Linked DNA regions of Mus musculus: all the other regions are linked to region 2. A link is a loop called in an ENCODE intact Hi-C map of the cell type or tissue named here. Cell type or tissue: left cerebral cortex. All regions are shown on one strand. Region 1 has its middle 88 kb from the start of Gm39049. Region 2 has its middle 14 kb from the start of Gm39049. Region 3 has its middle 78 kb from the start of Gm39049.

Region 1 (2,500 bases), 73 kb before region 2:
TGCAAATATAACAGCAATACAAGTAGAGAGTCCCAGTCCCTAAATACTTGCTACATCTAAAGTTTCTGCTAAACCTTTCATTTCATTAGTTTGATAACCCTTACCACAGCTCTCCCAGGTAGGCAGGGTTATATTGGTTTGATGGAGGAAGAGATTGAAGTTCAGAAAAGTGAAGCAAATTGTCCAACATCACACAGCAAAGAAACGGTGAAGCAAATTAAACAGATCTGATGAAAGACTCTGACTGGAATGTATCTGCAATATGTTACTGACTGCACGGCTCAGTAAGATCCCTCTCAGCTTCATGTCTCTCTTCTTTCTATAATAGAATTACAAAGGTTTTCTCTCACTGAGTTTTGTGACAATTAATAAACGTTATGGACAGTGGAGTGTTTCCTGGCCATAAAGCTCTTCGGGAAAGACGCCAGAATTCTCAATGTCACTCAATGAATGAGAGGTTTTGGAGACCCTGCACATTGTAGAGTGAAGAATACTCCCGGGTTTGTGTGCCTTTCTTTTGTTAGTTCCTATGAATAGTTAGGAGGGAAGTGGCATATTCATAAAATAAGGTCATCCCTTTCCCTTCCCAATCATGGGAAGTCAGATTTTCCTTTTGGGCATTTCCAAGACCAGCAGGAAAAGCCCACCAAAGGGGATAGTGGAGGAAGTATGTCAAGACAATAAGGCATTATCTCATTATGTGCCTGTCACCACACTTGAACTCTACAGGGCTGATTCTTTCATTTATATTATAAAATCTGTGCAGTGATCTTCTCTTGGTTTGCTCTTTGTGATTAGCTGCCCATGGTCAAAATCAAATTGCTTCCAAAATATTAAATAAATAAATTCAGAAATACCCAATTCATAAGGTTTAAATGACTCCACTCCCCACTCCATATTGTCCAGGACTTGCGTTGTGCCTCTGTCTATCATATGTATATGGTTTGCACTATCCAGCTGCTCATCTGCTAATAACATAGCAACCTGCATAGTTATCAGATGGGCTGTCATGGTACCATAGTGCTGGTGTTCAAATAATCTTGATTTTTTTTTCTCCCTAACAATGGCCCCAGTGTGCAAGGGTGGTCATGTTGGTACTATGGATATAAGAAAGAAAGAAAAGGAAAAAAAAGGTAACATACTTCCTCTCAGTGACAATGTGAAAATTCTTGACTTGAGAAAAAGAAAAAAAATGCTGAGCTTGCTCAAGTGTATGGTCAGAGTGAATCTTCTCTCCCTGAAACTGTGAAGAAAAAAAAAAAAGACATTTGGGTTATTTTTGCTACCATGCCTCCTGTCCCTGCAAAACTCACAACCATGGTGCTGTAATGAGCTGGGCTAAATAAGAAGAAAATCACATTCAATTCGAGCGTGTACACATATGAATAAAACAGTGTGCAAAACTTAGCACTGTGAGTCCCAGGCAGTCTCCTGGGGGTCTTGGGGAGTAACCCTCACAGATTAGGGGGAAATACTGTATTATCGTCTCTAGTTTGCCACACCAAGCCTACTGCTATCCTCATTTTGCAGTTGAGGCAACTCCAGTGTAGAGGGTGAGTAACTCCCTGGAGGTCCCCACCAGGAGGAAATGATAGAAGAAACTTCCATTCAGACCCTGCCTTCCCGCCCTGACTCTTAATTACTACACAGTACTGCCTCTCTCATCAGCAGGACAATTAAGCTGTTACGATTTTCCACAGTGTCCTGGAAAAGAGAGCTGTTTACCCTTTTTAATGCAATTCACCTGACACACTTAGAAAACACATCGGATGAGCCAATTTACTCTGACAAAAGGAGAAGAGTAATTAGTTAATGACAATTGATTTGGGCCTCCTTCATCATCCCCAGGGGGCTGACACTTCAGAGTGCTCCTCAACCTGCTCCACTGCCCTGCATTCACAGCTAGCCATCACCCCTCCACCCCCCAACACCAAGTGAATGAATCGAAACCTTGGGTAAGGGGAATGTCCCCTCTTCTTTTACATTTGAACTCAGCATCAATTTCATCCAGTTAGGGGTGGAAACAGAAAACCGAAAAGAAAAGAGAGAGAGGGACTCACCAGGATGTTGAATGGGCAAAAGAAGAAAGAATAGAAAGAAAGAAGGAAAGAAAAAGAAATCTCTCAAAAGGCACTTTTATTTCATTGTCTTCAGGCTGAGCTTTGTGTGCAGTCAGGGCTGTGATTAGCCAGCTGTTTAGTTAGCTGCAGTATCGATCTGCCTGTCACACATTCTTTGTCTGTCCGGAACAAGGGAAGGTGCTGACCCTTCCGTAGAAGCCTTGTGATGGGTCTGAAATCTGATAATCGCTTGCTCCAGGAAGGTTTCATTTTGTTCTTTCATGTATACTCGACAACTAGTGCGCCTTTGAGGTCTCTCCGACATGCCAACTTTTACCACCTCCACCCCCAACAGCTTCCATGCGGAATAAAACAGGCGCCCGTTTCTCTTTGCTGGAGCTTAGACTTTATCATGGTTCCGATTTTTTTTAAAGTATTTA
Region 2 (2,500 bases):
CGGTAATCAATTAACAATACCTACATTTTATAAAGACATGAGAACTCTTAAGAACTAGAACACTAACATCACTGTGGTTTTCAGGGTCAATTAACTCGGTTGTCATCATAAGAGAAAATGCTAGCTCACAGGAGAGTGAAATCAAGGCTTTCCTAGGTCCACATAACTGTGAAGAGATACAATAATGTTACATTTGTACCTATCTGGCTTGGGTTGTTACAATAAAATACCTCAGCCAGGGTAAAATTGCTAAAACAGACATTCCTTTTCCATGATTCTTGTGACTGGGAAACCCAAAATCAAGGTACCAATAGAGTCATTGCATAGCAACGGGGTATTTCTGCTTTATAGGTGTTGCCTTGCTGTCTTGTCACGTGGTAGAAAGGGTAACTAGACTCCCTTAGGCCTCTTTTATAAGGCTACTAGTACCATGCATGAGAAACGCCCTTATAGTATAATTACCTGCTCATAACCATTCACCTTCAAACACAAATACAAATCTTGTTCTTCAAGATAAGTTTGCAACATACAAAATTTAAGGGAAAACAGACATTATCCATGACAGCTAATACATCATATGTGGCAGTGTTGGTAAAGACAGCACTTGGTGTGTGTGTGTGTGTGTGTGTGTGTGTGTGTGTGTGTGTGTGTGTGTGTGTGTGTCAAGCATCTCTGTATAACAAGATTTCTAAAAAGGACCATCATCTTCATTTGCTAGCTGAATAAACTAAAACAATAATCTCATCTTCAAGTGTCAAAACCACCATCAAATTCCAGAGGTCTCAATTCCTGTGCCTTGATTATGAATAAGGTATGCTAACCTGTCCTGGAGAGTGTGGATTGTGTTCTGACTAAATATATTTAGAAAGTCGGAAACTGAAGTTAAATAACTCGGTAACACACCTTAGTATTTTGTTCCAGTACCTTCCAGAGATCTAAAGGAGTTGGCTTTGATATTGCATCTGTTAGCCGAGTAACTAACATACACGTTTTCCCTAAACTTTAGTGCCATAAAACACCCTTCCTTTGGTGTCTTAAAAGACAAGACACATATCCACATACTGTAGAGATGTCTCCTCTGGCATACTGCCAACACTTATAAAATACTAACCATTGGGCAACCCTCAACTCCTCTCAATAGGAAAGGTAGGCAAAGAGCAGTTGCTACCCCAAGTGCTGGGCTTCTGGTGTGGGGTTCAAGAAAACATCCACTGGGCTGGCTGTTCTACTCCCACTCCCTTCCCTCTTCCTCTTGCCCTCCCAAACACAACAAACAGACCATGCTCCTTTCCTAATCAGCATTCCACCTCAGACGAAATCATCTTCCCCATCTTCCCACGTCCGCGAAATGCATGCCTCTTTGTACAAAGATAAAGGCGGTTTCTATTCTCACCACAGATTGTCTGCCTTTTGAAATACATTTTGTGGTCCATTCAGTCCATTTCCAGAGTATGAAAAGAACAGCGCATGGTAATTAAGAGCAGTCACTGCGCACGCAGCGGTATAGACATAATGGCTGGGATTATGGGCCCAATTTTCCCCACGTGCTTACTAGCAGATGCATTCACTCTGAGCCATACACCACACTGCAGAGCTGGGTTTGAGGCATCATAATTTGACGGCCTGTGTTTTACATTTCCAGAGAGTCCCTCTTTGGCACCAAAGACAATCTGATCAGTGGAGACACTGTGGGCTGCATAGCATCCACACCTTTCTGACATCCTGTCTGGGGACCCATCCAGCAGAGACGTTTCTCCCATGCACAAAACCCTCAATCAGTTCTAAAATATTGCTCTTACCTTGGACAATTTAGCATTTTGTATTTATTCACTTGTTTATTTTACTGCTTTGGAGTTTTTGAGACAAGTCTCATACAAGTTCAGGTGTGGTTTATAACTCGTAGCAATCCTTCTGTCTCAAACTTTCCTAGGGCTGTGATCACAGGCATGAAGCAACATGCCTGGCTTCATTCTTTCTTTCTTTTTCTTTTCTTTTTTCTTTTTCTTTTTTTGTCTGTGTGTGTTTTTTGTTTTTTGTTTTTTGTTTTTTGTTTTTTTTTTTGGACGTTTTCTTTATTTACATTTCAAATGTTTTCCCCTTTCCAGGTCTCCCCTTCAGAAGCCCCCTATCGTATCCCTCCTCCCCCTCTCTCTATGAGGGTGCTCCCCCACCCACCAACCACTCCCTTTTTTCCACCCAGGCATTCTCCTACACTGGGGCATCAAACACACTCGGGCCCAAGGGCCTCTGCTCCCACTGATGTCCAACAAGACCATCCTCTGCCACACATGCAGCCAGAGCCATGGGTCCCTCCATGTGTACTCTTTGCTTGGTGGTCCAGTCCCCTGGAACCAGGGGGTCTGGCCAGTTGACATTTTTGCTCACTCCATGAGGATGCAAATCCCTTCAGCTCCTTCGGTCCCTTCTCCAACTCTTCCATCGGGGATGCTGCGCTCAGTCCAATGTTTGGCTGGGTGCATCCACCTCTGTATTTGTCAGG
Region 3 (2,500 bases), 92 kb after region 2:
CCCAATAAGATAAATTATGATAAGATCAATGAAAGAAACCAACAGGGATCAATAGCTAAGAATAATGAGAAGAACATGCCCGCTCACCTTCAGTAGCTTCTATGAGGAGTTAGGTGTCCTCGATAAAAAGCCAGCTACTGCTCTGGGTTCTTAAGGAAGTTATTTAGATTCAGTTACCCAAAATGGAAAACTGAACGCTCAGGCTCAGTGTTAGACTTTATATCTGCTATAATGGACATGGACGTTAGGAAAGTCCTGGCCTGAGCAATAGCTAAACACTGCCCTTCCTTGTTCCTTGTATTACTAACTCACCATCTGAGTTTCATCATGGTTTTTCTGAGCCTCTGTTAGAAAATGGCCCACACATCCAAAAGCATGGCATCAACTCCGTGTGGCTATGAAGTTCCTAGCATGAGTCATGATTACCGTTATGATCCTTGATGCTGTTGATGGTTTACTGTGTCCTGCTGCCAGTTATAAACATGAGCTGGGCAGTGAAAACAGCAATAGAAACACGGTAGGGGATGGAGCAAAGACCCGAGGTCTGAAAGAACTTGCAGCAACTAAGAACTGCTGAGAATGTAAACATCTTCCGCAGGAAAGAGCATGACAATTGGTTATCCAATACCAAATGACTGACCCTGACCACATACATATAAGTCATACTGTATAGACAGAAGAGCTTACAGTTATGGATTTAAGACTATATATGTGGGTGTAAATATCTAAGCATATAGAAACAACAAAAAAAGTCAACAATTTGAAAGAGAGCAAGGAGAGAGGTAGAAAAGGGAAGGGGGAAATAATGTAATTCTAGTATAATCTAAAAAATTAAAATAAGTGTATATCACTTCCTTGAGGATAAACTGACATGACTGAGCTTTACCGTGTACTGCATGCACAGTGGACCTCACTGGACAACGCTGATGTCTTAAAAATGTTCTGTTGGTTACATAGGAATTCTACACAGAGGCTGAGTGGGTTGGCAGCAGGAATTCTGTACCAAAGTAACCTCCTCTTCCTGCATCTCCAGTTTTTGAGTTTTACTTCCCCGTGACTAACCACCTTCCAAAAATATTAGATGGAGAGCTTCCAAAGTAAACAAACCCTACACTTTAGACTGGTGACCATGCTAATCTGCACAAGCAAACCCTGTGTTGTCCCGGCTCAGATGTGAGTCAGCTCTTTGTCCAGCATGCCCACGCTGCCTGCGCATGAGTCACTCAGTAACTCTCTTAGTCATCAGGTCATCTGCCACAATGTCACTGTGCTGCATCCATGGCTAGCTTGCTTGACTTCATAGTGACACCAAACTGCCAGAGCAGAGGTGCAAAGGAGCCACTAAGGCCCAAAGCAGGGAAAGACAGGTTGGGTCTGTTGTTAGTGGCAATACTCAGGGAAGACAGGAAAATATAGCATAGCTAAAGAGTTGGTACTCTTGGCTGTTGGGAGTTTTAGGCATCTATCCTCTGATGGCCAGTGGGGTAGGAAACCTAACAGCTCAGAGGTCACACATGCCTCTGAGAGTCCTTTGAATCATTCCACCTTTGGAGTATGTAATATTACCATGCCCTCACATTTGGACAGATTTCAAACTGTGTTCACATCCATTAACTCCCTTGTCCTTATGACTACCCTTGAAATGAGCAGGAGGATGGTTATCATCGCCTCATCATAAAGAAATCATTACCAAGAGGAATAGGAGCAGATGCTGGCATGAATCAAAGGCTTGCCTATAGGCTGTATGCTGTTTGTGGTGCAAACTGCCTTACTGATGTCTGTGAGGTAGCAAAACCGAGAGGTGATGTTACTTGCCAGAAAACAGCAAGTTAGGGATATGGCTTCTGACTCCTGGCCTAGTGCACCACTGTCTTTTCTTACACACATTGATGCCTGTTTCCTTATTGCAGACACCAAGTTTTCCCAGAAGCAACGTTGTCAGGATTAGACTTTTGATAGTTGCTCAGCAGCTAGGGTACAACTAGCTGGCCATTCTTCCTGTGGAAGTCTCAAATGGCTGACCCTTTTCCTGCTGAAACAATGCCCTCCATGAAGAAGTTAGATTCGCATTCAGCCTGACTCTTCTTGTTCACAGCTGCAAAAGCAGCTGTTCTGCTCCACACTACCCTCTTCCCCTTTCTCCCAACTAATTGCTAGCAACTAGTATATTGCTATGAATACTGTAGCCCTGCCCCGAAGCTTCTGTACAGCTGTTACTCCAACCCGTCCTGTTCAAAGATTCAGATCTCTTCTGTTTGGATGGTTAATTGTATGTTCTAATTGTTGACTATCTCAAAACACCCCTGCACCACATTGTGTTGAACAGAACGTCAAACATTTTTTTAAATAGGAATAAGCTTTAAAAATAATGATCACTAGTGCAGAATAGTTATTGAGGTTGATACATGTCAGGCACCAAGGCTGCTGAGTCTACAGACCAAGGAGAGAGAAGAAATAGAGGGCTGTATATCCTATGGCTAAACATCTCAAGAGTATAAAA

The links. Hi-C counts contacts between places; a loop is a spot of excess contacts. Peaks named below come from ENCODE experiments on the same cell type or tissue, not always from the same donor. Only the 100,000 strongest peaks of a DNase experiment are listed, where the experiment ranks them.
Region 1: it touches region 2 in a loop (9-fold over the local background); 2 of 42 quality-filtered maps call a loop at or near these places.
Region 3: it touches region 2 in a loop (11-fold over the local background); 2 of 42 quality-filtered maps call a loop at or near these places.

Annotation. Positions count from the first base shown.
Region 1 is chr7:95,686,644-95,689,143 of GRCm38, forward strand. No RefSeq gene overlaps it. Among named protein-coding and RNA genes, the nearest start is that of Gm39049, 88 kb to the right of the region's middle. In left cerebral cortex, no CTCF peak of the experiment used is centred here; DNase peaks (open chromatin) are centred at 1,308 and 2,445; H3K4me3 peaks cover 443 bases.
Region 2 is chr7:95,760,043-95,762,542 of GRCm38, forward strand. No RefSeq gene overlaps it. Among named protein-coding and RNA genes, the nearest start is that of Gm39049, 14 kb to the right of the region's middle. In left cerebral cortex, no CTCF peak of the experiment used is centred here; a DNase peak (open chromatin) is centred at 1,409; H3K27ac peaks cover 391 bases.
Region 3 is chr7:95,852,460-95,854,959 of GRCm38, forward strand. No RefSeq gene overlaps it. Among named protein-coding and RNA genes, the nearest start is that of Gm39049, 78 kb to the left of the region's middle. In left cerebral cortex, no CTCF peak of the experiment used is centred here; DNase peaks (open chromatin) are centred at 1,154 and 2,152.